Regions from separate parts of the Homo sapiens genome. Here region 2 is linked to region 1. Evidence: chromatin contacts called from ENCODE Hi-C data. All regions are on one chromosome and are shown on one strand. The core of a region is the stretch at or near the end of the contact, and the rest is flanking DNA. Distances in the headings are between cores, read along the strand shown.

Evidence for each region. Hi-C counts contacts between places; a loop is a spot of excess contacts on that map. Pooled maps may share reads with other maps.
Region 2: a loop to region 1 is called in a pooled map, with 6 times the contacts of the local background. The contact joins two enhancer-like sites. A Hi-C loop is called at or near these places in 1 of 168 maps with a recorded cell type or tissue (chondrocyte), 7 of 37 single-sample maps with no recorded cell type and 7 of 50 pooled maps.

The regions. Positions count from the first base shown.
Region 1 is chr22:35,748,420-35,751,415 of GRCh38, reverse strand. The region is part of intron 11 of RBFOX2 (RNA binding fox-1 homolog 2); the gene reads left to right. Among named protein-coding and RNA genes, the nearest start is that of APOL5, 32 kb to the right of the region's middle. Within about 2 kb of position 1,420, at least 2 of the 41 ENCODE cell types and tissues checked have a DNase peak (open chromatin) inside an H3K27ac peak, as active enhancers do.
Region 2 is chr22:35,349,410-35,352,405 of GRCh38, reverse strand. No RefSeq gene overlaps it. Among named protein-coding and RNA genes, the nearest start is that of MIR6069, 14 kb to the right of the region's middle. RefSeq lists enhancers at 1-107, 1,239-1,358, 925-1,433, 2,024-2,556, 2,557-2,996 and a silencer at 1,459-1,578. Within about 2 kb of position 1,490, at least 26 of the 41 ENCODE cell types and tissues checked have a DNase peak (open chromatin) inside an H3K27ac peak, as active enhancers do.

The DNA of each region.
Region 1 (2,996 bases), core at 171-2,670:
CGCCATCCCCCAACCCTCTGCTCTATTGATCTATACACTACATGTAGGTAACAAGCTTTCATTTTGTCTGCTGGTCTTGAAATACACACTCTCCTCCTCAGTGTCACATAATGTCATTGTCTTCCGGGTAGAAAGAAGGTGTCTTGACATCACATGCTCACCAAAGTCCTGTTTTAATGTAAACCTAAAACAAAAATATAATAAAATTAAAAGCTAGGTTAAAATCAAGACAAGGCAAAAGTCTGCCAGTGTGAGATTAAACTAATAAATATGCAGATAAAGGTCAGATATAGGAGGGATTATATTCTATTGTATTTTGCTCTAGTTTAAAACCCAGCTACAGAACTGTGCCGAAAGATCATGTGGTCAACGTGGCAACATCATAAAGTTAATTTGATGATAAAATTGGCTCAGAGCAGAGTAGAAAAGCCCTAGGAGATGACATTGAGCCATGAAAAACTGAGACTTTAACAACTGCAGAAAACACTGGAAAGGATCTTAAAGCCAACTTTTCAAAGGCATTTTCCTTTGAAGAAGCTGGAACTTGAAGTCAGAGATAGGTTACAGATATGTGAAAAAGTAAAATTCCTAAACACAGGAAATATTTTAGCAGAATGCTGTGGATTAGAATATACGGTTGTTGACAGAGGGCGAGCATACATGTGAGTGCTGTGGGTCAGGACTGAATTATATTGCCAGTGTCAGGCAGGTTGAATAGGGGAGCGATGAAGCACTGGGCAGCCCCACTGGGGACACCAGGTATCATTCAGAATGAATTGCAAAGGAATAAGAATAATTCTTTTTAAAGGGGCATGTGTGTATCTGAATCAAGCTTAGCCAAGCCAAATTTATCCAGCTATCAGAGTTCCAAAAAGCCGTCCGTGTGTGCCCTCCTACATTAGGGTGTGCTGTGGCCATGCTAATCCCCATTTTTTGTTTTATTTCAAATCACACACAGATAGAATCTGCAAACTGCTTCAGATCAAACAGGTCTGATTGTGTGTAAATACATATGTCCTTTTTAATTTTTATTATTAATGGTTGCTTCAGTTTTGCATCAGTGCATGGTTAAAAGCAATACACATCAGCTATTTCATGACTTCATATCTCCAAATGAATTATTTCTCCTCTTTTTTTGTTTGTTTGTTTGTGCAGTCAGCTGAAGAAATGTTAACATCTCACTCTAAATCTCTCAGTGGAGTCTCTGTTCCCTTCTCTGATATAACAGATGGGTTACTGCTTGTTATAATTATTAACATTGTGGTGTGGGCCAGGGCTAGGGTGGGCAAGATTGACTATTTCTTTGGGCTGGGGAGGGGCCAGTCGTTAGGGTATGGAATGTTAACTCAAGTGGTGACTGACTGTTTCCGTAATACCAGGTCGTTGTGGCTGCACGCTCTAGTAATTGAGGCTGTGTACTTCACCGAGCTTGTGGTAGAGCCTAGGGCAAACCGCTGTCCCAAGAGAATGCTGGGATAGATAGAGTTAGCCAATACGAGTCTGAACGTGGTGATTTTGCTGGTTGTTTAGCTCCAGATGTTGGCATGCTTAGTTTTTAATGTGATTAATAAATGTGGCGCCATATCCCTCCCCACGCCTGAACCCTGTCTCTTCTACCTCCTTCCCACCCTTGTTCTTTTTGAAAAACTTAAGAAACAGTAATGAAAACCTTGGTGTTTCAAACTGCACTTTGTTCTCATGTTTTATAAAAGCCTTTAGATTTGCTAGTAAGAGTGAAAGCTGAAAAAACGGTTTCTCAGCCTGAAATTTCTATGCACTTTGAAATCTGGAATAGAAATAAATATATCTGAATTTTCTTTTTCTCACATTTTGTGATATGTTTTGTTGAATAAAGCAGCAAAAATACTTTCGAGTAAGTGTATGTGTGTGTGTGCGTGTGTGTGTGTAAGAGAGAGAGAGAGGAATACATCCATGATACACAATTAATTTTTCTACTTTTGGAGTAGTCATTAGTGAATTACCAAGTTAGTTTAGTAGGATATTGCCTATCTATCCTAAAATAGTTCATCTTTTAAAGGTTTCTCTGTAATGCCATTATTATAAAGTAATCAGGAGAATAATCATGTTAAAGTCATCTGCTTTAAAAAAAACTCTTCATGTGTTTTTTCTTAGTGCTGATATTCTTGAGCCTTTTGTTTTCAGTAAAGTATTTGCCAACCCTGTTCTGTTTTCTTCCACTTGAAAAGCAGAGAACTTCATCATGTTTAAACTTCAAAGTCAGACTTGACTTATCAAAGAAGGAAACCGCTACAGATAGATTCTCTCCATCTCCTTCTGGATTGGAAGGAAGATTCTTTTCCATAGTCTGATCCATTTGAATTGTTTTGATTAGCAGTAACATTACTCCTAAACCACCAAGGTTCCTATGGCTTCCTGTAGGCCTAGGAAAATGAGGGGAAATTGGTTCTGTCAGCAACCTCACTTAGAACCTGTTTTTTAAGAATACAGCTTAAAGCCATGATTTGATAGAATACTCAGAGATCGTACCTCCAGTACCTCACTCAGTCTTCCTGAGAGTCAGGTGTGAAACCTACCCTTGGTTGAGTACTTTTGAACCTCAGTATCCCTTTGCAAGAATTTATACCTCTGCCGTATGGCATAAGACTTCAGTTTTTAATTTTTTTACCTAGGTAAACATGAATTGGGCTTTAACTGCTTTTGTTGCCTTAACTTTAAAATTTTTTTAATGTTACTTTGATGGTTGGAGTAATACTAAAGAGTAAAATGCTGAATTACCCTTGTTTGCAAAGAAGTTTTACTAAATAGCCCTGCTGTAACTTTACACTAGCAAACAAATTCTAAACTAATGGAACCATCTCTAGTTATAATGAAAAATTACTAGGGTTCATTTTAGTGTTAAAATTCCAACTGTAATTAACATTTGCTTTGTTTAACAAATGCTTAAAAAAAAAAAAGGTAAAGAAATACTTTAGTTAGTTTAATTATGTTGTGGCCAGGATTTACAGCTTTGCCCA
Region 2 (2,996 bases), core at 241-2,740, 400 kb after region 1:
GCCCCTCTGAAGACACTGTGGCCACCTGCGAAAGAGCAGTGTGTCTGGGAGAATGGACCCAGGGCCTAGAGGGCAGCAGAGGGCAATACAGGGCTGCTTCGTCCCTTTGAATTCATACGTTGAATCTCTAATCCCTAGTATATCAGAATGCGATTGTATTTGGAGGTAGGACCTTTAAAGAAGTGCCAGGCACTGTGGCTCACACCTGTAATCCCAGCACTTTGGGAGGCCGAGGCGGGTGAATCACACGAGGTTGGGAGTTCGAGACCAGCCTGGCCAACATGGAGAAAACCCGTCTCTACTAAAAATACAAAATTAGCCAGGTGTGATGGCGCATGCCTGTAATCTCAGCTACTCAGGAGGCTGAGGCAGGATAATTGCTTGAACTGGGAGGCGGAGGTTGCAGTAAGCCGAGATCGCGCCATTGCACTCCAGCCTGGGCAACAAGAGTGAAACTCTGTCTCAAAAAAAAAAAAAAAAAAAGTGATTAAGGTACAATAGGTACAATAGATCATTAGGTGGACTCTAATCCTTGATGAATGCTGTCCTTATAAAAATGGGACTTTTGAACATAGAGAGATGCAGAGGGGATATGATGTGAGGCCCCAGGGAGAAGATGACCATATACAGCCACGGAGGGGCCGGAAGGAACCAACTGAACAGATGGAGTCCACGTCCTTGATGTTGAACTTCAGCCTCTAGAACTGTGAGAAAGAAGATTTCTGTGTCTAGGGGCCTGTCTGTGGGGCAGGGTGGTGGCGGTCCACGCGGAGAGGGTGGGAGGCACTGGCAGGACGGGGCAGTGGTGGCAACAGAGATTGGTTTCTGCGGGGATGGGGGGAGAGAAGGAATGAAGGACGGCGGGAAGCAGGTTTCTCACTGCTGGAGAAGGGAATTAGACATAGGGGAAGGGCGGAAAAGAGAAGGAATCTGTGGTAGAGCTGGAGTTACTGGGCGAGCTCATGATTTGTCTACACGTGGAGACAGAAACGGCAATGCACACGGATCTGAGCGTGTCGGCTGAGAAGGCGCGGGAGCAGGGGGCCCCAGCAACGGCACACCGGGGCTCTGTAAAGAGAGGGAGGGGACCGGGCTCACTTTTGCCCACCCAAAGCTCCCGTAGCTGAGCTCCCAGCTTGTCTCACCAAATCCTCCCCACAACCCTGTGAATCGGGACGTTTAAGAAGATCTGAGGCTTCCAGAGATGAAATCCCTTGTGTAGTCCCACAGCAGAGCCCGGCGGTGAAGCCAGACCCTCGGACTCCAGCTCCCAGCCCCATCACCATTGTTACTCAGCCCCACCAGTCAGAGGGCGTGTGCGCGTGTGTGTGTGCACGCGCGCGCCTGTGAGCTCGCGCGGGGCAGGAGCGGGCAGGAGCCGGCAGCACCCGCCCCTTTCTCCCGGTGTCTGTACCCGGGAGGGGCTGATTTGGCCGCGGTGGACTCCACCCTAGTGCCCCGGCAAGCCCTGTACATGCAGTGCTACTGCCATCTCGTGGTCGCCTTGAAACACTGACCCTGAGCAGGGGCCGTAGACCGTGCTCAGGACTCAGAACTGGGCCTACCTCCAGCCACCTTGGAGCGGGCAAAGGCTTCCTAAAGCGCCTACCGAGAGCCCGCAGAGCCCAATCCAGGAACGCCAGGGGGACCCTGCCGTGTTGCCAGGATCAAGACAGCCCTGACCCTCTTAGGGTTAGCAGCCCAGACCAGGAGGAAAGACAGACACAGTCCTTTGGTTCTCTCCCAGTGGGGAGTAGGGACAGACGTTATTCTGGAGCTGGGAAGGCAATACCAGAGGCAGAGCAGGGGTCCCTAGAATTACTGAGGAGTCTGAGGGGCAGGGCTCTGAGCCAGGTGTCTGGAGCAGAGGCCATTCTGGAAGGGAGCAGGGAACCATCCGTGACAATAACAACATGTACAGAGCATTGTCTACATGGCAGGTGCTGAGTTACTTGTTGGCTCAGTCAACCCTAACAACCCTATGAGGCAACGAGTGTTATCTGCCCATTTTACCAGTGAGAAAACAGAAGCACAGAAAGGTTAAGTAATTTGCCTAAGGTCACACAGCCCAGAAGTGGCCGGTCTGGGAGGTGGGTACTGACACTAGGGCAGGAGGTGGAGGGGTCGGTGTCCAGGCCCAGGGTGGGATCGTGGTGGCCCAGGGGAGCCAGGAGGGAGAGGGCTTGGTGGAGGCTCTGCAAAAGGCTTCCTCAAAGGCAGGCCTGGGGCTGCCCCCCAGGCGCCCTTTCCCCTGCCCACCAGCCCCTCCCAGCTCCACTCAACCCCTCCCCTCCATGCCCCCGGCCCAGCGCCTTCCGATGTAGCTGGGCCCAGCGGGAGCGGCGGCACCTCGTTAATCCTGCCCTGTGGTGCCAGGTGGAGGCCCTGCTCCTACCCAAGGCTCCCACCAGACAGCTGGCCCTCATTTTCTTGGGGCCAAGACTTCCTGCAGCTGTAAAGTGATCCCGCCCAGGCCTGCAGCCTCAGACAGAGCCTGCTGCCAGGGAACCCAGCCTGACTGCACTGATGAATTCCCGCCAGCGCCCCCCCCCCCAGCCCCCATGCAGCCCCAGCAGCCTTCTCTCTGAAGGAGGCCTTCAGGCAGCCTGGAACTGTTCCAGCCAGCCAAGCCGAGACCTCTGCAGGGGCCACCTCCTGCCTGGCATTCAAGGCCCTTCATGGCCCAGCCCACCCCATCTTACCTCAGCAGCCTTAGGCCGTCCTCACAGAGAGCCTCCTGGCCCTGGGCGTCCCGTCCCATCTTCTTCTTTTCACAGCGTGAAACAATGATTGAGTTTATGTCTGTCTTTCTCGTCCCTTTCCCTCCCACGTGACCCCACAGGGCTGGCACCTGGCCGCTTCACTTCTGTCTGGCGGGCACCTAGCGCTATGCTGTGTGCAGCTGGCTCCCAGGGGATGCACCCACAGGGAGGAATGAACAACCTGGCAGTTTTCACCCTTAGCACCTGAGGCCCTCCCAGCCCTGGGGGCCTTCT